Regions from separate parts of the Mus musculus genome. Here regions 1 and 2 are each linked to region 3. Evidence: chromatin loops called from intact Hi-C (ENCODE). Cell type or tissue: left cerebral cortex. All regions are shown on one strand.

What was found. A loop is a pair of places that touch in the nucleus more often than their neighbours do. Peaks named below come from ENCODE experiments on the same cell type or tissue, not always from the same donor. Only the 100,000 strongest peaks of a DNase experiment are listed, where the experiment ranks them.
Region 1: it touches region 3 in a loop (6-fold over the local background); 5 of 42 quality-filtered maps call a loop at or near these places.
Region 2: it touches region 3 in a loop (2.8-fold over the local background); 5 of 42 quality-filtered maps call a loop at or near these places.

Annotation. Positions count from the first base shown.
Region 1 is chr17:69,763,449-69,771,448 of GRCm38, reverse strand. No RefSeq gene overlaps it. Among named protein-coding and RNA genes, the nearest start is that of Gm36594, 160 kb to the left of the region's middle. In left cerebral cortex, no CTCF peak of the experiment used is centred here; DNase peaks (open chromatin) are centred at 1,231, 2,174 and 3,622; H3K27ac peaks cover 2,575 bases.
Region 2 is chr17:70,337,366-70,345,365 of GRCm38, reverse strand. It overlaps a transcript of Dlgap1 not described here. Among named protein-coding and RNA genes, the nearest start is that of Dlgap1, 83 kb to the left of the region's middle. In left cerebral cortex, a CTCF peak has its summit at 3,231 (motif pointing right); a DNase peak (open chromatin) is centred at 3,244.
Region 3 is chr17:69,965,079-69,973,078 of GRCm38, reverse strand. It overlaps a transcript of Dlgap1 not described here. Among named protein-coding and RNA genes, the nearest start is that of Gm36594, 45 kb to the right of the region's middle. In left cerebral cortex, a CTCF peak has its summit at 3,922; DNase peaks (open chromatin) are centred at 2,648, 3,015, 3,425, 3,853 and 3 more places; H3K4me3 peaks cover 3,401 bases; H3K27ac peaks cover 2,254 bases.

The DNA.
Region 1 (8,000 bases), 200 kb after region 3:
TCCTGTGTTCTTGCTTTCAAAGGGGGCCACATTTTCATTCTCTAAACACCAGTTCTGTAATGATAAAACTCCACAGTATCACAAGACTCACACAGGTACTGCCTGTTCCCCAACATCTGGTGCACACATCTGCCTTAAATTTTTCTTCTAGAAATTAGGGCATATCGCACCTCCTTGTTATCTCGCATTCTTATGTAACAACAGACCTGCAAATTATTAAGGAATCGTGTCATATAACACTTCAAGTGGCCAGTGTGACAGATCTGAAACACTCCTAGCTTGTGTGTGTCTATATTACTTTGTTTTATCTTTATGAAGCAATCTCTATTTTGGTTCTTTTAAGGTTTTTAACAAATAATCATCTTGAAAACAATTTTTCTGGAATATATTCAATTTTCAGTCTGAGACGCTGGAATAGGGACAGAAGTGGTGTGTCTCCTCCAGGGAAGGTGACAAATGTTACGCTTGCTCTCAGTGACACTTAGATGTTTACACAGTGATCTGGAGAGCTTGCCCTTTAACTGTAGGGTTGGCCCCAGCATTCAATGAGATTTAGCTGATGCTCTCTCATTTCCTTGTTTTTGAACATTATATGCAGGCTCCCAGGAAGTGCTGTTAGAACAGTAGAGAGAGCTCTCTGATGACCAAAATTATCCTGCTACCTAAAATAACATCCACTCTGCCAACCCCTGCTGTAATGTAACAGTGTTGAGGGAAGGTTAAAGGGAGAGCGGGATGGGGCCGGACTCTATAGGAGAGAGCTATAAAAGAAGGCTTTGAATATGCTTATTTTTCACTAACCTTACCTGTCACCAGCTTCAGATGGAACACACCATTTGGGTAACAGTAATAACTAGTTACCAGCCCACTCCAAACACCAGCTCTTGGGAAGGCTTACTTCTTGTTGCATTTTCTTTCTCTGTGTCCTTCAGTGTGTGCATTGGCCTTTTCCACAGGAGTTGCAACTTTGTCGCCCACTGCTGAACCCCTCTCTCATTCTTACCAGAAACCCCTGAGTACCTCTCCTCAGTAGCAGGCAGGTGGACGATGCTGATGATTGTGATATTAAGAGGCTAATTAGCCCTGGAGAACAGTGGCAGCCCTGCTGCTCTGCATACATAGTCACAGTGCAGAAATTTATCCATCGCAATGTTACAGGCTGTTCTTTTTTACCCTGAGAGGTGAAAACAAAACAGGAACTAAAAATGGAGTGTGCAGAGCCATCTGGATCTGATGTGGAACTGACAGGATGGGCTGGCAACTTCTCTCATCCTTGTCATGCAGGGGGGAGGCACTGAGGACTCATTAAGCACTCTCCATGCAAGCAGATGGAGATACAGAGGAAAGGCTATGCTATACGTTCTTTGTCAAAGAGCCTTCACCTAAAAACACCTAAAGGCGCCCAGAACTTTCTTTTAAGTGAATATGTAGAGCCATTATGGGTGTCTGTATAATAGGAACTATGGAAGAATTCCTTAAAGAAGTTTGTATGTGAATTTTTTGTGTTGAAATCAAGAGCTACTAGAACATACAAAAGCATGCTAGTTTGCTTAGGCTCCTGAAGTCATTGTGGCGCTGCAGGGCTAAACAGACTTTGAAAGAACGTAGTGTAGGTTTAGGTCTTAGGTTGACTGCTTCTAGATGGATGCCACTGGCCAAGTTCACACTGAATCTGAGCCTCAGGTCTCTTCTCTGCAAAGCGAGTATAGCACTACCAATGTTTGCCTTTCTTAAGCACCAGATGAGTAGTGTGAAAGCGGCATAGCCTAACAGCTCTATGGTGACTTGGTCTCTATTGTTTGAAATAGAAATATTTTACTTTCCTAATTGTAAATCTATTTTTTTTCAGAAAAAAAATATAAATATATAAGACAGTAACAGTGATTTCTGTTGTCAAAGAATTGACTGCTGCTGTATTCTAATGGTTTGCTTGATAGAGGTTGTTTGCCCCCATTTACAATAATAGCATCATACTACACATCTTGCTTGTGAAAATAGGTTTTAATTTAAGGTTATGTGCGAGAATGTAAGCTACTATTATTTTCACTGCAGAAAAGGAAGCAACTGATTTGAAGCCGAAGAAACCACAAATACAAGCAGCATATGGCCTTCCCTCACTGTGTCAAAGTGAATTATTCATGAGCGTTTGTCAGAAATATCCGGCGCTACTGAGTTGTTCTGGAACAAAGAGTACAAATTCTAGGCAGTGATAACTCTGCGTGCAATTCAACTTGTTTTTACTTTCTATCTGGCCATGAGGCAGAGCTCTCTGTGCTGGAGCCCTTAGCATGTAGATGAATGAGCTTCAGCCAATAGAGTATGAGGAAAAGGAAACACACTCGATCCTCTCAGGTGATTGGTAACATGTGTGTCCTTGCTGTGGCTCCCTCTTCTGCCCTGTGAATGGAAGGAGCCTCAGACGCGGGTCCACCTGCTGCCAAGCACATGCTGGCCTCAAACTACATGAGTAAGAAATGTGCTTTCACTAGCCTACTGAATTTCAAACGTTTATATTATAGTAGCACCCTGGGCCTAGCTTAACTAACGAAGCTTTCAGCATACTTCCAAGTGACAAAATACAGCCATTGCTCAGTATTCATGGGAGATGAAGCCAGGACAGCAACAGATACCCAAGTCTGCAGATGCTCAAACTCCTCATTAAAATGTCCTTGTATCTGCATAGAACCTAGACGTTACAACCCTACTTCTATACATTATATTTTCTGTAGATGATGTGCAATAGCTAACATGGTATAGAAAAAGTGCGCAGTTCCTCCACTGCACTGCTTGGACAATAATGGGACAGAAGAAATGCTGTTCGTATTCAGTACAAGGATAATTTCCTCAAATGATTTTGAAGTGCAGTTGGTCAAACCCCCATAGATGTAAAACTCTCCAGTAGGGTTGTATAGACTGAAAACTGGAGTCAATCCAAAACTTTCTTGACTTATAGAAAGAGCTGGAAAACATCAAGAATTTTAATTTCAGAAGTAAAACGAATGAATTTTAATCTCTGGCACAAATAAGTTTCCTTCTACTTCCTTATTAAAACTTCTTAAATTGCTATTTTCAGAGATGAAGTCTGAATCTAAAATTGAGACTGAAAATGCAAATATCTCTACGAGAGGCAGCAACACGTTTATTTTACCGTAAGGTGTGAACAATGGATATAATTTTTAGAGCTAAAATTCAGGGAAAGGTGAAAAGAAGCTAAGAGACACAAAGACCCTGGCAGCAAAAGGAACGCATAATGAAGAGAGAAAAATAAAAAGAAAGGAAAAGGACTGTTCAAAGGTCAAATACCTCAAAGTATGTCTGAGAACAACTGGATGAAATGTGTCAATCAAAGGCACAACTATTAGTCTAATAATGATCATGAATGGAGAAATGAATGTCGGAAATTGTGAAGTCTGAGGTTTCCTCTTACTTGCAACCTAACAAATTGCCTTGACATCTTGTAGGAACCTGTGAAAGATACAACACTGTCAGGTCAGAGACAGATCACTGTGCACAGGGTTTAGCAGACCACAAACTTCATCCTGCTGTGCCAGGCACCAAGGAGGAGGGTGCAGGAGAAAGCCAGTGGATGTGACACATAGTGAACGTCACACCTCCGCTCAGGCAAGCTGTGCTTAGGAAATCTTCAGACGTTGGCTGTAACCAAGACCAAGAGATACTTGTCCCGAAGAGAGACACTATCTTTATTACACAGAACAGCAAGTGAATCTGCTGAGCGCTTCAGAAAAGGCCAGCTCTTCTGTTTTCCAAAGGTGCTTATTTGACACTACTCCTTGGAAAGAGAGCTGAAGTGCCAGTTCACCCAGGACAAGCAGAAACACGGAGACACCCTGGAGCATTGTCTCAGCTATCCCAATGGGTCATAGCTTAGCATTTCATAGGGGGGAAAGCACTAAAGGATGCCAGTGACTCTAAAGAAAGCTGGTGGTAGAGCCTCAAAGAGATGCTTAGAAATGTGCTGTGGAGAAAGCCCCGTGTCTTAGAATAAGACTCGAAATTCAGTCGGGACTCTTTCAGTTACTACCTATTTGACTTTGTGAAAGCTGCATGGTCTCAAGTTTTTCATCTTAAAGGCATAGAAAGATACATATTATAGAAAGATATGCATTATCTTTACATATATAGAAAGATATGTACTATTTTACTAATAATGCATGGTCTAGTTACTGCAGGAAATAACCATAAATAACCACATGTAAGTAGAGCAGACTAATACATAACACACATTGCTATCTCAGTACTTGAAACATTAACAATTCACTAAATAGCCATATGTATTTCATAGTGTTCATAGTTCATTTTCTTATATACATATGTTTATATATGTACATATTCCCACCATACTTTTATCCACTTACAAGTTGTATTATTTCTCAATTGTTTAAATCTGTCACTTTATTTTTAAAAACTGTATGTGTGTGTGTTGCACAATTTCTCCCCCCCTCCTGTTTGTAGTTTCCTCCAATGGACTGCTCAAATAAAGTAAGTCCCTTGTTTTAATATGAAAATAAATCATTGTCTCAAAAGTAAATCTTTCCTTTATTTCTGTATTTCCAGCGCCTGAGATGGCTGTCTTTGCTAGTGTCATCCAGTTTAACACGGAGAAAGCAGTCCTGCTTATGAAGGGCCTCGAAGGCCAGGTGTCCATAAATATGACACGTGATGAGAGTAATGGGAAACTGGAATCTCAGAGTGACATAGGCTGTGTGCGGCTTCTGATTCTTTAGCATGGAGAGGCAATTAAGGGAGGATGTCTCAATCAGAAAAATCCTGATACTAGTCGAGTACTAAGGGCTCAAAAATCTGAACCCAATGAAATGTGATATAGATCTCTGCAAGGTTTTATTTAAATATCTATTTTCTTCCATGTGACAACTTGAAAGCTTGTCTTATACATCTTTGGGGGAATCATGAAATGTTTTCTTATCTGCTCACATGCACATACCATATGGGACAAATTCAGTGTTAACAAGCAGTTTAGAACTCTTTTCTACAAGCTACAATGTGCAGTAGTGTTGCACCTTTCTACTATGGTTGTAGTCCACCATGTCTGGACAGCATTGCCGGCCTTGCAGCAAAATTGAGGACCCTTTTAGCTGAGCCCCCTCTTTTCCAACTGATCTGGGGAGCCCGACCCCTAATCGTTTACCTGAGGAATGTCTCATATTCTTTGGCAAAGTTATGGGGTTCACCATCCTGGAATGCCTCACCATGCAAATGAGGTATCCCCAGAAACTTAACCCTCAGATAATGAAACTTCACCCTAAGAAGAACCCCTCCTACGCTCCGACGTTCATATACACAGCCTTGATTCACCCCGAATAAAGCTTATACATATAAGGTGTTTTGTTGATTATCATCTAAGAGAGCTGTTTCATTAAATATCTTCTGTTACACTGAAGAACCATAACACTAAAATCCTCAGAGAAGGCCTCTATCCCCCCACATTCACTGCTGAACTGGGATCCTGCTAATCAACCCATTCTTCACCTGGTACAACAGTGCCTAGATATTCCATGGGAGGAGCAGAACACCAAACTCAGGTTTCACTCCACCCTTCCCCATCAGGGGTATACAGCAGTGCCTGGACACCCCAGGGGAAGTAGCAGAAAACAGAACCACACATTACTGCTAGCTACATTGACACAGCAAGCTATCTGTGGTCCATAGACATCTGTGTATACTGTTTGCTCTCCTTGGATGTCTCTCTGCTCATCATTTGTTATAAAGCAAAGCATTATTCATTCTCTGGTCACAGTTTAAGTAGCATGTTCTTCAATAGGCCTTTTGGGAGTATGTAGGCTGTGCTGCAGCTATGTTAGACTCTGAGTCTTTATGTTCCTTCAGTACACTTGAACTCTCTGAGGGTAAGGTCAATATAAGGTGAATATATTGGCTCACTCCTGTCATCCAAGGATGTGGTGAATCTTTGGAAATAGAAGGTACTTGAGAAATGTGTTAGTTTTCCATGACTGCAATGAAAATATGAGATAATTCAGCTTCTAAAGAGAAAGGGATTGTTGCATGGATTTCAGCCTGGGCTCGAGTGGCTCAGTTGCTTTGGGGGCTGCGGAAAAGCAGCAGCAGATCATGGTATCCTGCGTGTGACCTGGTAAAGCCATCTACCTTATTAATGGAAAGCAAAGAGTGAGGGACTGGGGTCCCACAATCTCACAGTAGGATTAAACCTCCTATTAGATGTCACCTCTTAAAGAATCCAGCACCTCCTAGTGGTGCCAATCTAGTGGTCATCCCTTCAAATGCATGGGTTTGGGGGGATTTTGTAATATTTCAACTATAGCTGGCAGTATACTATATAAATGTGTATTAATAGGAAGTCTTAAAAATTGTTCTAATTTGTTCAAGAGGACCAAATCCTTACGATCATTGAGCAAATGTCCTCTCTGAGCCTCAGTGAATTTGGGGGCACTTTTTGAGATAAGGTCTCCTGTAGTATCTTAGATTGGACTAGAGTTTACTATGTAGCCCAGAGTGTCCTAGGCTACTGTCTGTCCTCTGACCTCAGGCTACTGAGTAAAGAGATCACAGGCATGAGCCACTATGCCCAACTCCCAGTTCAATTTTGAAAGTTAAACATAATCATCATACTCATTATGAATATTCAAACACATTTGAAAGCTCTTAGCACAGAGCACCTGGCATATAACAAATGTCCAGTAAATGTTAACTATCAATCAGAAGCCAATTAAAGTCCCTGTTGGCCACAATGGAATGAGCTGCTCAGCTCCTGTCTGAGTCAGGGTTTCTATTCCTGCACAAACATCATGACCAAGAAGCAAGTTGGGGAGGAAAGGGTTTATTTGGCTTATACTTCCATGCTGCTGTTCATCACCAAAGAAGTCAGGACTGGAACTCAAACAGGTCAGGAAGCAGGAGTTGATGCAGAGGCCATGGAGGGATGTTCTTTATTGGCTTGCCTACCCTGGCTTGCTCAGCCTGCTCTCTTATAGAACCCAAGACTACCAGCCCAGAGATGGTCCCACCCACAAGGGGCCTCTCCCCCTTGATCACTAATTGAGAAAATGCCTTACAGTTGGATCTCATGGAGGCATTTCCTCAAATGAAGCTCCTTTCTCTGTGATAACTCCAGCTGTGTCAAGTTGACAAAAAACTAGCCAGTACAGCTCCTCTATAGGAGCATGTGTCTCCTGGCTACCAGCATTCTGGGTCTACATTGTGTTAACATCCAAGCTCCTGTTACCCTGGAGTTGTCCCTTCCATGGGAATGAGAAGTGGCCATCAGTACAGGGCCACTGTTACAGAGGAAACTGGTCTTGAGGTGTTTCAGCCAAAATAAAAGTTTCTTTAGACTGATCTATGATCTGGTTCTCTGCCTATCTTTCCCTCTGGCCATGTCTCTTCCACAGAATAAATTGAAACTTCTGCTGTTCCTTCCTGTTGTTTTCATGAACCTTCTCTGGCATTCCACCAGCAAACACAGGCATGACTTTATCCTAAATGTCTTATTTTAGGAAAACAAAAATTAAAACAGGAGGACTAGAATAAGTAGAAAGGTGAAGGACTGAAGAGGGGTCTGGGGGACCATTTGATCATACCCAGAAGACAAGAGAGACATATCCCAAGTTGAGTGTGTATACGTCAGTGATGGTGTACAGTACAGTCTTGCTTCTACAGATCTCTGAAGTGTTCTAGCTTCAAAAAGTATCTTGGGCAAAGAGACACACTTCAAGGGCAATGGTTCAGGAACCTGGAAGATAAGGTTCACTACAAAGAGGGCAGAGTCATCTCACAATTGTTAAGTTGTATTGAGGTCCCCAGGAAGAATAATGAGGAAGAGGTGTCACAAATAAATGAATGGATGAACAAGTGATACATACATATATACATACATACATGAATACATAAATAAATGTGAGAGAGCCAGAAGATCTTTCTGGTTTATTTCAAAAAGGTTTATCATCAGTTACAGTCTGAGAGAGCAGAAGCTAGACTCATGACAA
Region 2 (8,000 bases), 370 kb before region 3:
TTGAATTTTTGTGTTAACCTGCAGAAACAGGTAAATGATAAAAAAGATACATTATTATTTAAAACATGTACAATCTACTACTGAAAATTCTCCTGCCTCTGTCTCCTGAGTGCTACAACGAGAGGCATGTGCCGCCATGTCTAGCAACGGATTGACATCTTAAGGCTTGGGTGTGATGTGTCCCAGAGAGGCTACTCACACCCTCTGATGTCCCCTGAAGGTCATTTGCCAGCCTGTGGCGACACACTGAGAGGTGATGGGACATTTAGGACATGGGGTCAGATGGGATGAGTTTGGGACACTGATGCTTTCCTAGAAATACTGGTGCCCTAGCTCTCCTCTCTGCTCTCCTTCATGGCAAACCCAGAGTCAATAACTTGACTGTACCATACACTCCCTACTATGATGCTTATCATGGTCCCAAACTCTAGAGGCACTGATCACTGATAGAAACTGCTGAAACCATGAGCCAAAAAAATCCATATTTGTTTCCTAAATTTATCCATCTCAGGTACTTTGTCAGGGCAGTAGAAAATGAATGTAAGCAGTAAACCTTTAAAGAAAAAAAATCTCTCAAGTCAAACTGTAGACCTTTTACCTTCTAAAGCTGCAATAGCTGCTTTTCTGCTTGCTGATGATCTTGGCAGAGAAGTATGCGTCCCCAGGTGCCATGACAACAGCAGGGGGGGTGGGGGAACAGGTGAAAACGAAGCTTGGAAACCTGGCTGGATTGAGAAGCCCGAAGCTATGGAAACCAGATACAGGCCACATTTGACAGACTGCAACTAAGATCCAAGACGGGGCTGCCTAACGAGACTGTCAGTGGACGATGGTGCCGCAGTGGCAGACAAACAATAGGGGATGTCAACAACTGGAAACGTTAGATTCTATAGTGCTAAGTACCCAGGGGTGCCCTTTAGACAGCTGATGATCTACCATTGCCATTGCAGACAGTAAGAAGTGAAAGCTTTTGGCAGCATGGGTCTCTCTTCTCCCCTCCAAGTTTGACAGTTCTCTCCTAGTTGGGCCTAGTTTATGACTCATTTGCATACAAACACCAGCACCCAACCAGGGCCCACCCAACTATACAAAAAGGAGTGCCCGAAGACTTTTCACCAGCCCAATTTCCAGCTGGACTTGGCTCCTGGCCACTCCTGCTTTCTTTAGAAGTAGAAGTCTGAAGACTTCAGAGTCCAGCTCTTGCATAAGTCCAGTTCTCAGGCAGGGGCCAGGCTCCAAGAGGCTTGTCAAGACCCACTAAGGACTGGCCCACTGAAAACCCTTCTAGACCGAGGAACTTCTGCTCTGACAGCTGCTGCTTCAGCTGTTAGCATGGAGACTCCTGCAGTCCACCCTTTCAATTAAGTTCGCTCTTTGACAATTTCGTGAATGTACATAATGGAATCTGATTATTTCCTTCCTTCTCACTTCTCTCCCATCAACTACCTCTCTTTCCCTACCAGCTCCTTCCTTAGGACCATGACTCTTGGTTTTGTTCTGTGATTCCCTTAGTTCAACTGGGGCCATTGTGACCATGGAATGGCACTATCCCATGGAGCCTGGTGGGGTCACTGGTGGATGAAGCTGAAGACAATGCTGAGACGTGACAGAGACAGGGGACAGACAGCATTGTTATTCTTACCTGTGATCACGCTGTGCAAGGTCTGCTCTGGGCTGGCACTTAAGACCCTGTAAGGGCTGAGAGCCGTGACTCTTGATGCTGCCCTCTTGGCTTGGCACTCTGAAGCCTGCTGAGGTGTAGAGCTTCAGTGCCACCAACCTCTCCCTCGTGGTTGGCATTCTGTTGCTATTACCTTGTTCAAGGTCCTACTCTCACATTTAAATTGTTCCTATGTGGTAAACAGAAGCCCCCCTGGTGTGCCTTCCCCTCTCTGCCTGTTTGTTCCATTCCTTAAACAACTACTATTATTTTATTCCACATGTGGGTTGTTTTGTCTATCTGTATGTCTGTGCATGTGTGTGCCTGTGGAGAGGTCAGAAGAGGCCATCTGATACCCTGGGTCTGGAGTTACTGTTTTGATCTACCACATGGATGCTGGGATTGAACCTGTGTCCTTTGAGAGAGAAGCCAGTGCTCTTTTCACCCGAATCATATCTTCAGCTCCTGCTCACTCCATTTTTGAAGGGAGGTTAAGGTAATAACTCAATGTAAGAATTGAGTAACATGTAACAGAGAGAGGCAACACAGCCCTATCCCCTTAACGAAGAGGACAAGGACGAGCGACACACTTGTCACTCACCGTATGGAGCAGCTGTTCATCAATGTGACAAAATAGTGAGGAAGCTCAACTTGGCTCATGATCTCAGAGGCCTAAGATCATAAGTGGGCTCTACCATCAGGCCTATATTGAGGCCAAACGCTTACTACAGTGGGGAGTGTGGTGGAACAAAGCTGCCTACTTCAAGGCAGCTGAGAAGGGGTGGTGGTGGTGGAGGGAGAGAGACAGACAGATAGAGAGACAGAGAGATAGATGGGAGAGAGGGACAGAGGGGAGAGAGAAAGAAAAGGAGGAGGAAAGAGAGACAGAGAGATAGATGGGGGCGGGGAGACACAGAGAGAGAAATCTATCTATCTATCTATCTATCTATCTATCTATCTATCTATCTATCTATCTATCTATCTATCTAGAGACAGACAGAGACAGAGACAGGCAGGCAGACAGACATAGAGACAAGAGACAGAGGGAGAGCAAGAGCAAGTGAGCTGTGGTGTCAGGGTTCCAGGGTTCTAATATCTGTCACTTCCTTGGCATGTCTTCCCCCTGTAACTGAAGTTTTTCCCAGAGACCTTACCTCCTAAGGTTCCACCATGTAAAACAGTGCTAAAAATCTAGGGACTAAGCCTTGGGCATGGGGGCTTGAGAGGGTGGATATTTAACACACCGACCACTGTTCCTACACCGCTACAACCGCTGCTGTGGCACGGCTGTAGGGTCTACGGCTTCCAAGATCACTCCTGATGTCTCCCCTGACAAGTCTCCCTCTGGAGAAGTCATCTTTCCTGTCACTCACTGCCTGGCTGTCTGAAGGCTGAGGCCACGGCTGCCCTCTCTGCGGTGGCATCTGCAGTCCCTGCACATGTCTCTTCTTGCACAAGCAGGGTGCAAGAAGAGAACAACGGAGTAGGAGAGACTTCATTTGTCTTCAAATTGTGAAGACTGATCTTGCCTTTAATCTAACTGTGTGCAGGCCAGGAAACGGGCTGGCAGTACTGCTCTTCAGCCGGCAGAGGGAACAGAGGGTCTGAAATTCATGGTAAACCTCTGGTAATGTACTGTCTGTCTTAGAGTCAAAGAATGAAACCTACCTGCTTTCCTGCTTCACACACACACACACACACACACACACACACACACACACACAGAGGGCGGGAAGAAATCAGTTTTTGAAAGAGTTATTGACTGGTCATTTAAGACCAGAAGGACATATTTAAAAAGTCACATGGAAATCTTTACCCATAGCAAGGTAGGAATGCAGAAGCAAGATACAAGCGATCTTCACTACCACATCATCGCCTCTGTCAGCTCTTAGATCAATTCAGAGATTATCACTCACAGAAAGGAAGGGGCACAAGTGTTTTGATGCAGCTGTTTGCTGATGCTGAGCCCTCTAGCCACATCCCAGATACCTTAAGGTAAATTGTGTGAGCCTCTCCTCACACACTCCGGTCTCTGAAACTTAAAAGAAGAAAATGAAAGAAAACCACCCAGGCCTTTTAGAATCAAGTATTGGTTTTAAAATTGCCCAGCTAAAACACAGCACCACTTGATTACAATTGCCTCTTTGCTGAAGCAAAACACACACCGAGCTCGAATTCTTCCTCTGCCTCGCTTTGGAAAAGATGGGGGATTGCTGTGTTGAGGAATGTAATTCACAATTCAGCCTTGTTATGGGGCCTGGCATTCCCATTAGGCGTAAATGGAAACCACACAGCGAATTTTCCGCAAGCTAGATTTACTAGGGAAAAGCATTTCCAAGATATCTGCCTCCCGGCTGAAGCCAAAGAGCCCTGAGTGGTCTATGGAGAACACATATCCCCGTTACCCACTGAGTTCTCCACTCTCTCTCCAGGGTCCCACAAGGATTATCATGCCTTATGCTCTGCTGTGATAAGTAAAGGGATATCAGCATTTGTTACTGGGGAGATGGAATGCAGTTTGTAGTGATAGGTACATGATGCCGAGTCAATGAGCAGATGAAAAGCCAGTGAACTATACATACACTATAAATGGGAGAATTGTATGAGTGAGAATTATTTCTCAATAGGGCTATTAAAAAGAAAGGGACTTCTCTTTCTTTGACTACAACAGTTAACTCATATAATGACATGCATGGTGACACCTGGTCTCACTTCTTCAATGTCATTTGACTGCTCGGATTAGTTGGACCTTTTTTAAGGCTTCCACTTGGTCTCTGTTTGTTTTGCTACTTTCCCTCAAACTCTAACAATGTCCAGATGGGGAAAGGAAACACTGCAGCATGCCGAGCGCATCCTTTCCTAAGTTTGCTTCAGGTTTGGGGACCTTCTCATGCAATCACCTGAAGACCTAGTCCTATCTGTGGATGAGCAAACCAGTCACTGGGAAGTTTGACATCGTGGAAACTGAGAAAGCAGCATATGCAGAAAGGTCCCTGTCACCTGCTCTCATCCCCTCTTTCTTGAGTTCAGCCATGGAAACATAAATTTTCTTTAGTTGCTATGGATGTCCTATGTATTAGGCTATATAAATGTTAACCAGAAGTACATTGTTATGGGGTCTCATTTCCTAAGAGCGTCAATAATTCAAGATACAGAGAAGAAAGGAAATACAATGGAAGTTTTTGGCACAGCAGTTGGTAGAGTCATCATTTCCATAGAGATGAAAAACCCCTTTACCATCTTATGTTTCCTTACCCCAATAAACCTCATTGAGAAAGAAATCCACGTCCTGTACAAATCTATTGAACTTTGAAAATGCTCCTTTGCTTTCACTATCACAGGTGAGGCACACGGCAGGGTTGTGCAGCTCTGGATTCCCACCTGCCAGGTCAACAAACAGCTTTTTTTGTTTTGTTTTTGTTTTTTCGAGACAGGGTTTCTCTGTGTAGCCCTGGTTGTCCTGGAACTCACCCTGTAGACCAGGCTGGCCTCGAACTCAGAAATCTGCCTGCCTCTGCCTCCCAAGTGCTGGGATTAAAGGCGTGTACCATCACCGTCTGGCCAACAAACAGCATTTTAAGATCTGTGAATCTTCTTATTTTGCCTTCATTGTCACAGACAGAATCTGTCTAGGTTCTTGATGTTTTCCTCTTCCAGTGCTTTGGCTGTGCACCCTCCCGTGGCCTTGGATGCCGTTAAGACGAGGTCAGGGTTAATAGTCTCAAGTTGTCTCTGCAGAGATGAGTCATTTTTCTTTTGGTGTTGTCATTTCATCTTTGAGCATTTTGACAATGTGTTCGGCAGTGGATTTCTCTCTGTTTATTATTTGGAGCTGACTGAAATTTGTGGCTATGTAGGTCATCTGTGTCCTTAAACATCTCCTTTCTGGTCCTCTCTTCCTGATACTTCTCGCTGTGTTTCTCTGTATGGTGAATGGTGTCCCACATTTCTCTAAATGAGAAGGCAGGCAATGCCTTCTTTTTAAAGGCAGAGTCTCATGTAGCCTAGGATTGTCTCTAATTCACTTACATAGCCCAGGCTAGTCTAGAATTCACACTTTTTGCCTTTTCTGCATATTTTTATTATTCAATAACTACATAATCTTTGGATGTTTATTTCCAAGTTCTCCGTTTTCGGGAGCTCAAACTTCCCTTTGCGTCTGGTTTTCTTCATTTAATGAGACATTGCCTTCATACATTTTATTCTTCAGTAATTATCTACATTAGTTCATTGAAAATGTTCATGGTAACTGCTCCGATGGCAGGGTCTGCTAGAATAGCCATTTAGGCTCTTGCAAAAGGAATTTTCTAAACTGAACATGTATATCTCTACCAGTAATTCCTGCATTCAGGAGGCTGGAGCAGGAAGACTGGGAATTCTAGACTAGCCTGGGCTATGTAAGTGAGTTAGAGGCAATCCTAGGCTACATGAGACTCTGCCTTTAAAAAGAAGGCATTTCCTGCCTTTATTCTGCTGTGGTTCTATTATAGGTGGACCAGTATCAAACAGAAACTTTCATGCTAAAGTACTTACCTTCAGTACCTCAGAATGCAAGTGTATTTGTACACAGGGGCTTTAAGAAGGTCACTAAAAACAAATGGTTTGATTGGCTTGGTCTCTAAGCCAGTAAGATGCAAGGGTAAAATTACATGAAGCTGCTTGTGGGAGGAGAACAAGATACCCATCCAGGCTTCCTAAGGAAGCAGTTCTGCTGGCGTCTTAATCTTGCAATGACAGTATCCAGAGTTTTGATGTATGTTTTGATTGTGAGCCTAGCCTTTAATGGCTGACCCATCTCCCCAGTCCTACCATCCAGAATTTTAAGAAAACCATTTCTGCTTTTTAAGCCTCCCAATCTCTAATGCTTTGTATTACATATCTAGCAAACCAACACAGGGCTACTTGTCCCTGCTTCTTTGTGTGTCTTTAAATTTTGTTGAAATCTTGACAGTTTTGCATAACACATGGTAGCAAATCTATTTGTATCTTCTCTATTCTACAGAGTTGGTAGTGTTGTCTTTGGGATTTCTATGTTTAGTGGCTGGAGGCCCATCCCCTGCCCTACTAGGTAGCCTCTTGCTTTTAAGCTAATATCTTTTCCCCCATTGGATCTGGGTTTTAATATGTAGCCCAGGCTGTCCCAGAACTCATGACCCTCTTATCTCTGCTTCTTGAGCAATAGGATTTTGTGTGTGTCACAGTACCCAACTTGTTCCTGTTGTGTAGTTTGGCTACCCACAGGTTTCTCTTCAGTCAGCATACTGGGCATGCATTATAGAAAACTTTCTCAACCATGTGTCTTTTCACTCTTTATTGTATGATCTATAAATGACTTACTGGCTGTTATCACAGATTAAGTAGTTCTGTGTTCACCTCCACTTCTTGTCAGGGAGTGCTAGCCCAGATTTCCCCTTTCACTTCTAGGTTGGATTTCCATCCCCCCAGCCCTCTGAGAAGGCACTGTCCTAGGCATGTTTGCAGACTTTCAGGCAGATATGAGTCTGTTTGTTCATTAACTTTACAGAAGTTGCCTCTGGCTAGGAGTAGCTAATGCTTTAGATTTTGGTGATAAGCCTCTGATACCAGGGCACACCCTGCCCTGTGCTAACTGACACATGTGTGGTTTAGACAGGCTTTTCGGCTGGCTTGTGCTGTGTCCTAATTCGCCTCTGTGACTACAGCCTAGCACAGCAAACAGCATCCAGACTGAGAGGGTTATAGGGCCCTAGGAGGTTCTTGTGGCTCTCTCTTTGCATTGTTCTCTCCCTTGAGTTGCTTGACCTGCTGTTTTGCTTTTTGCTGCTTGCATCAAAAGTCCTCGAGTGCCTCCTTAATTGCTCCCACCATGATGTTTACCGCTTTAGACAACATCCTTAGGCACGGAGTTCTCCATGCTCTACATAAAGTGAGTTCCCTCTGGCAGAGCTGCAAGTTCATCCTTGAGGTCCGTCATCTCTGTTCCTGGGCACCCTCCGCTGTACATTTTTCAGTGCTGCAGGACGTAGGGGCTTGCTTTTCCCCGTAGTAGTCTCTGGTGGTATGTGTGAGTGTGTGTGTGAGCATGTTTTCTTTATGGTTTTTTGGTGTCCTTTCTGGAGGCAAAACCTCTATGTCAATAATATGGGAGAGGGTGACCCAGACCTTACATACTTGGGGTGCTATCTATTCCTAGGGTGAACTTATGTCTTATAAATGGGCATGAGGTAAAGAGAAGAAGAACACGGTGTCTGTTTTCTTTTTTTCCCCCACCTGGAATGAAATGCGGCTGAAAGAAATGAGACACAGTGGCAGCCCTTCATTCCCAGGGTAAACCATGGCCCCAGTCAGGAAGATGGGAAAG
Region 3 (8,000 bases):
CATGAAGGATGTTTTGAGGAACACTGTAATGAATCTTTCCTTGGAAAACCAAACCAAGAGCCCTTAGGATTCTACGAATAAGCAACCCAAGACCTAGGGTGCTTTAACCCCAAATGTTCTCATCAGCACAAAAATTTTCTGGAACGCTAGCAAAAGGCCTTTCTGATAAAATAGCCACCTAATTTTTAAAAGATTTACATTTACAATTGTGGAAATGTCTATGGGTATGTGCACCTGAGAGTCCAGAAGAGGGCATTGGAATCCACAAGTTTGGAGTTATAGGCTCCCCAGTGTGGGTGCTGGGAACCAACTACAGCCCTTGCAATAGCTGTGTGTGCTCTTAACCTAATAGGTTTAAATTAATCATAGACCAACATACAATAGGAATACATTATAATTATGGGAAGTCACTACGGAGATTTTTAAGATCCCCAATAACCTGGTTTTGATGGTGTAGTTGTGAACTCTCTTATTTCTTTACTCTCTTTCATTGACTGGTTGGGTTCCCTTAAAACTCAGGACGTGTACGATTTATAAAGAAAATGAAATCTTCATGGAATCTTCCAGTTGGAAGCCTCTTGATTGAAAGCTAATTCTCTGCCTTCTGAGACAGCTTAACACAATTGAGGAGAGCAGTCATTAAAGCAACACAATGTGAGTTTGAGTTTATAATAGAAACAAAGAGCAGCACTTTGCTTTTCTTTCTCAATTACAAAGTATCGAGGAAATGAGACATACACCTAGACAAAGGAAAACAGCAACCCGGAGTACACAGGAGTTTCTTATTTAAGAAAAAAAAATGTGGCGCATAACTTTATCAAGCAGTGGTCACACCACTACTGTATTGTCCCTGAGTTATTTATCAGACAATCCTGTCTGTGCCGTGTTAATTTTATTTAAAATATCAGTCTTGATGGCTTTCGGGAACAAAGGTATGCACTTAACAGATCCAAACCTCACTGTTTCTGTCCCTAAATCTGGATGCAGTGAGAAACACAAATCACCAGAATTTAGAAGGCAAAGCAAGTGGGTTTGTGGGATTTCCCTGCATAATATTGTGAGGTCCTCCTTCCACTTGCTTAGAATGACTGCTGGTGTGATTCATAATGTTTTTAGTTGATGCTTCTAGAATAAGATGAATCTTGGAGGGAGAAATGAGAGGAGCTCTGCCATCAAAGTCCCCACAGGGAGTGCTCATGCCCTTGTCCTTCCCTCCAAGCACAAAAGCTTGAATATAATTGGAAAAGTTTTGTCGGTAAAGTACTCAGTAAAGTACTTAGTAAAGATCTTTCAAAACGTTTGTTCATTTTGCCAAGATTTATGTTGCCCGTGTTTTATGTTTTTGAAAGTTCATACAAATATACAATATATTTTGGTCATGTCCCTCTCCCACTCCCTCCCCACGTTGCCTATACTTTACTTAACAGCAAATCTTAGAATCACAGAGAGAGAGATGCAAAGGTGATCTTTAAAGCTTAGCCTGCATTTGCAAGCCTTTTTCTCCTGCAAGGTTACTTATTTTCCCTTAGGCAAGCCACTTAGCTTCAAAGATTTTCACAGAATCTCGGGCCTAGAACTTGGAATTAGTACTTAAGGTAGTGGCTTGTGCAAACTTTAAACTAAACCAGCAAATCCAAAAAATAATGAAGAAGCAAGCTATGGACACCAGATTTCTATTCAACCTCATTTCCTTCCAACGTTTGAATTCTCTGGGCCCAAACACAGCTTTAAAATTTTAAGAACTTAAATTCTGAGCATGTTTTGAATGTATTGGAATTCCTTTTTTAACAGCGTTACACGAAGACCACTTTCCTCTGGTATTGTAGAAACTAGAACGGTTTCATCATTCCTTGCCTGCCTGTCATTTCCATCTACGTTGGGATAGACACTATTGTTATCTACACAAAAAACGATCAGAGGCAATAGCAAGTTGCTTCCTGAGACTGAAGTCGTGATATAAATAACTGTCCAAAAGCTGTTCTTTACAGCACCTCCTTTCTGATCTAAAACAAACAGAAACAAAACAAAAATGGACTGGGCATGGGTGCCAGATGTTTGGTTTTGGACTTAAATTCCGTTCCCTACTTCTAAGCTTTAAGTATTCGTTATTTCCATTTGAATGGCCCATCATCTTCTTCTAGGAAGTCATTCATGAAGACCACAAATGCTAGAGAGCTGTCTCTTAATTGTGACTTTTATTATCCATCTTGTAATTCTGTTGGAACTTCATTTGATAGGCCAGGAGGCATGATTGGCAGCCTCTGGGGGCTCAGAACCAGTTTCTCTATGAACAGTCTTAAGGGGGAGGGGGGTTCATTAGAGACATAACCTCTCACCCGACAGCGATTTGGTCCTCCTAAGTATGCCACCCCTCCTGTTCCACATGCTCTCCCCTTCTTAGAAAATTCCGCAGCGCTCCAGGCCAGGCAAGGGGTGAGCAGGCATCCTGGGCCAGCGCGACGCCCTCCGGGCACAGGCGCTCAGTGCCTCTGGGGCGGGCACACGGGCCCCCTTCCCACGGCCTCATGAACAACGTGAAGACCAGAACCGCTCGCTCTCTGCGGGTCCTGAATGCAGGGTCTTCATAGCCCTTAAGGTCCTCCTCACAGCTGCAGCCACCCCTCCATGAAAGTGCAATTTGTTATCTGGCTCAACCCGGAGCAGGGAGAGGTTCCCATTGGTCCCGGCTCCAGCGCCAGTCACTTATCTGGTCCTCGGAATACAGACTCTCATCGCCCGCCACGCCACGCGATTCGCGGGCAGTTGGCCTCAGAGACTCTCCGGAGACCCCACCCCCCACGACCCTTTCTCTCTTCTGTGTTTCTCTGTGCCACTGTCTTTGTGTCTTTTTTTTTCCCTTCTTACACACACAGGGAAGGGGTCGCTCTTCACAACCAATGCCAAAAGTGTCACACAAAAAGAGTGCAACAACTTGCTTTGCAAAGGACTGGGGAGCCCCTGGCGAAGTCCCCTGCAGTGAGCAGCTGCCATTGCCTACAAGGTGCTGAACCGGGTATGAATTTGGCTGAAGCTGATGGAGACATAGGACCCGCGTTCTTGTCCCTTCCCCCGCCCCCTCCAGGGACCCTGTCTCAGTTAAAAATCTGTCCCTTCTCGAACACCCTAGGGAGCTGCGAAGATCCTTTGCCCGGGGAAGGGTATGCTGGTCCCAGGAATCCCAGGGTCACCACGGGGACCAGACGTGCTCCCGGGGCAGAAGTCATGAAATTGAGAGAGCCGGCCAATGGCCAGCAGAGGCGGCCCGCAGTCCCTAGGATGCGAGGGCTGCCGCGACCTCGCAGCAGGAGGTGAGCAGCAGCCACCCAGCGCGCCACCGCTGCCACCGCTGCCTCCGCCGCCGCCGCCGCGCACGCCCCAGCCCCGCCGCGCAGCCTGGCATTGCCTTACCGCTGCCCGCAGTCTGTCCGTCGCTGCTCCGTCCGTCTGTCAGTCCGTCCCACGAGCCTCGGAGCGAGGACCAGAGCAGTGAACCCGCAGTACGGGACGTTTCTCAGCGAGGTGAAGGGAAGGAGCCCAAGCAGGCGCTGAGGTGGCGGCAGCCGCTCGCGCCGCCGGTCCTGCCGCTCCCCGCCGGCGGAAGGTGGCTGCGAGGCCGCGTCCTCGGGCTTGCGGCGCCCGAAGCGCAGCGCTCGCCTCTGGAGCGGAGGCTGAGCGCCGGGACGCGGCGGGCAGGGGCGGCGAGGCTGGGCTGGTCACCCGCCCCTGGGTGCATGTTAATACGGCGGGGAGGAGGAGTCCCGCGCTTCCTCCGCCCAACCACGGGAGCCGGCGGGCGGGCGGCGGCCACGGCCAGAAGCCAGGCGCTCCCACCCGCTCCGGCTGCTACGAAGTGGCCGCTGGCCTTGGTCCTGGCCAAGGCACGGGCGTCCCGGGCCGCGGGGAGGCGCTGGCGGCTCCCGGAGGGTGCGCTCGCGCCCGCTCAGCCTCCGTCCGCAAGTATGTCCGCGCCTTCCCGGGAGCGGACGCCAGCATCTCAGCCCGGAGCCAGGGGCCGCCACCCGCTAGTGGGCGTGACCTATGCGTACCCTTGCGCTGTATCTTGGGGGGAAGTAAACTTCCGCTCCTGACTGCCCAGCGTTCTTTCCTTACTCTGCAATTCTAAGTAGAGAAAGCAGACCTTGGCACAGGGTCCATCCGCAGACCCTGTCTGAGGGCAAATGGTTGTTGGAAAGCTCTCCTTCTCTCCATCCTCGGAGCCCACAGTAGAAGTAGCCCTTGAAGTCACCACTTAGGAAGGAGACACATGGACTCATGCATCATAGAAGGCTTAAAACCTGACACCAACACTCAAAACCGTTCTTCTTTGGCTACTCAGCTTTCCTCATCTTTACAGCTCTTGGACAGGTTATATGGATTAGATTAACCAATGTATTTTTCATTCATTCACTATTTTAATGAAAGAAAAGAAAAATGAATTCTGTTCCTTCTGTTCTCTGGCTTTAGTAATATTCACGTTTGTGAATATTGAACACTATACAACTAAGCTCGGAAGGAAGGAAGGAAGGAAGGAAGGAAGGAAGGAAGGAAGGAAGGAAGGAAGGAAAGGAGGGAGAGAGGGAGAAAGGAAGGACCCACCAACATCACGGAAGGACCAGGGTAATAGGCAGGTTAGCTGAGAATTTAAAAAATAAATAAAACAAAGGCCAACATGTCACTCAATTACGAACTCGCACAGTGCGGTGCTCTTCTCAATACTACACTAGGCATTAAGTATGACATTCAGGATCAACATTAGCATGCTAAACTGGTTAATTGTGGCTAATCGCTATCTTCCTGTTCATTTCCACTCCCAAAAAGAAATGGCATGTTCAGAGAGAAAACCCTTTGTTCTTCAGCTCCCAGGGACGACATTATGATGAAAAGTATATAATCTTCTTTATGTAATTGTACCCAGAAAGTTATAAGACTTAGCATCTGTTTTGTGTGCTATCTAATTATAAATATTAATAGAATATTCTTTTAAAGAAAACACTTCTAAAAATGCACGGAAGTGAAAAGCAGTTTCCATAAAAATATGACTCAGATAAATAATCTCCACAGTTTCGCTAAGTGATTTTCCACTAAAGAGAGAGAGAGAAATTAAGCTACTAAACAGAGGTAAACTCTTGGCGTTCTAACAAATATCCCCAACCAATTCAAGGATGACAATGTAGGGATGCTGCCCTTCCTATCTGGCTTCCAGAAAAGGCTTCTGAAAAGTCTTCATAAATAGAAAAGGGCAACTACAGGGGTTTTACAGGCTTAGAAATATGTTGAATCCAAAGATATTTTAAAAGTAATGCCATCTATTACAGAAAATATTCATAATTATTAAGCCTTAACATAAATTAAATAACTTTAGTGAGAACAAAATAACTTACAACTTACCAGAAACCAAAATTCTTTTGTGTCTTCATTGTGAATAGGTTTTTTTTTCATACAATAAATTCTCTATACCTCAATGGTAGAGTATTTGATTTCAGAAAACAAAATTTGAATGTCTGAATAATAATCTCTATACAGTATTACTTTTGTGAAGATCTTCCGAGTGTAGTGTGATAGAAATCAAAAACGATTAAGATAAGTGAAAACTGTTCTTCAGAAAGATAGGCAAATCTTCCAGAATTAGAGAATTGTAGTTCAAACCCAGTGTCAGTAGCAGGCAGGAATTGACACAGTGCTCACAGGGAGGAATCAAGAGAGCTAGAGAGAGTTTAGATTGTTATCACAGACTCACGAAGAGAGAACGTCAATGGTTTGTTCTATTCTCCCACCAATGGACCATGACTTATCATTGGCTCAAGTGTCTGAACATCCAGGCTTCAAAGAGGCATTGACTGCTTGGCTGTACCAGGAGGAAGAAGAATACATTTGAGTCTTCTGTGTCCATGTACATGGCTATACCAGTCTTTCAGACGACATGGGATTAGACATAGAAAATTCATCAAAATAAGATCAGAGAGTTCATAGAAGAAGAATTTGATATTGGATTAAAAAAAAGGATAGACATCTAGTCCATTGACTGGCTATTGAGTTTGCATTATAATTGCTATATGTGTGCTTAAGAGGTCACCTATTCCTGCAGTCACTTTGAAACAAATAATATTTTATAAGGAGAGCTGGTAGCATTTGTCTTTGTTGTTATCCATGTGCTTGCTTTTGTTTGACTTTTAAAATGTTACTTAGTATCTACCATGTGAATAATTATTTATATAAGTAGAATATAAGCCATGCACAAGCGAGAGCTAGTCAGCTGTGATCCTTTCTGTCATAGTGTGTTAACTGAATAATGCATGAAAAGATGTCCCCGGTCAATGTTGCCTTCTGTGGGAAAAGAAACTTTGTAGATAAGATTGAGTTAAAAATCTTGAGACAGAAAGATTATCTGCCTTTATTTTTTGAGTCTTTATACGGACAATGGTCTCTATCAGATGAGGGTTAGGGAATGGAAAAGCAGGAAGCAGAGGTGGGATTCTGCAGTCTGTGAACCCTGTATTTAGAGGAGAACAGTCATAAGGAATGTATGTTTCTGAAGCTTACAAACCAATAGAGGAACAGCTTTCCTCAGCAGCCTCTAAGATAGAGTGGTATCTTAGGATCTCAATTTTAGCCCACTTCACCTGATATCAGACTTCTGACCCGCAGAGCTGTAAGATTACTTGACATGTCTTCTAGCCACCAAGTTTGTAGTGATCATCAATAGTAGCCAGAGACATGTCATATAAACACTTCACCCAGCTGCACACTCCAGTTCCTGAAGATGCACTCTGGTGAGTAGGCTGCATGAGAATGCTCTCTAACCATGTAAGTCCCCCCAAAATATTTATCCTCTTCTGGAGGATAAACATTCTTTATCCTCTTTATCTATTCTTTATCTTCTTTCTTGGTGTTGGCTAAGTCAGCAAACATGATGGCAAGAGCAGGACATTTGAGACCACAGGCAGACAGATTTCCTGCTGGGTAATCTCTCATTTTCTATCTAAAGAAAAATGGTGGCATTCTGCCTTGACCATGGCATGGTGAAGCAGGTAAAAAAAAAATACAAGTAAACAACCACACAGTGAAAGAAAAACCGAAGGACTATCTGAAAAGTAACCATGAAAGACGTGAGTGTCTATTTTAACTGGGAACTCTTGTATATCTCCTTCCAGTCTTTACATCTCCACTAGGCTTAATATTTGTGAATCCCAAAACCTGCTAGGAAAATCCACCTGAATTTTTCCAGATACCTCGGGATTAATATATCATCTACTTTCCCCTTCTTTTAAACTGATTTCTCTTCCTGGCAATGGGTTCAGCACAGAGGTAAACCACTTGCTCAGCATTTTTAAGGTCTTTTGTTCGAGGCAGTAGTGAAAATTAAAAAGACTTATTGTATTCACCCATGACGATATCATCCACCAGGTCACCAGGACTTACAACAGAGAACTACACAGTACAATAGACTTCACACTCACAAGTCAGCCTCCATCCACAACCACGGTTGGCCTCTTCCTCTGTTTAAACAGCTCTTGAATCCATCTTGATTTCCATTTCTAGTATAGAAACCTATTGGGCTTCCATAGCCTCCTACCTAGGCACTGTAATGTCTTTCTCAATCTATTTTCTTTAATGTAGATTTTCCTTTTCTTCAAAAACAATGGTATCACTTTAAATATGTATATTAAAACAGAGTTTTGGCCATACAATTGTAGTCACAGTTATGTATCTATGTGAAGTATAAGTCCTCATCATGATGCCCTTGACATGCGCTGGCTTCTTCCTTCTGATCTGAACCTGTGCCTTCACGGCTTGTGCATTTTCTTTCACAAACAGAACAGCTCTCTATTGTACTATTGATGTGGCGCCGTCTTGTCATACATGCAATGTGGTGTTTTGTCATACGTGTATGGTAGGATTATCTCAAGTCCTCTTTGTTCTGTTTCTTCTTTGTTGACTAAGACTTATTTCAAGAGCGGCTCCTGCCGGGCGGTGGTGGCGCAAGCCTTTAATCCCAGCAC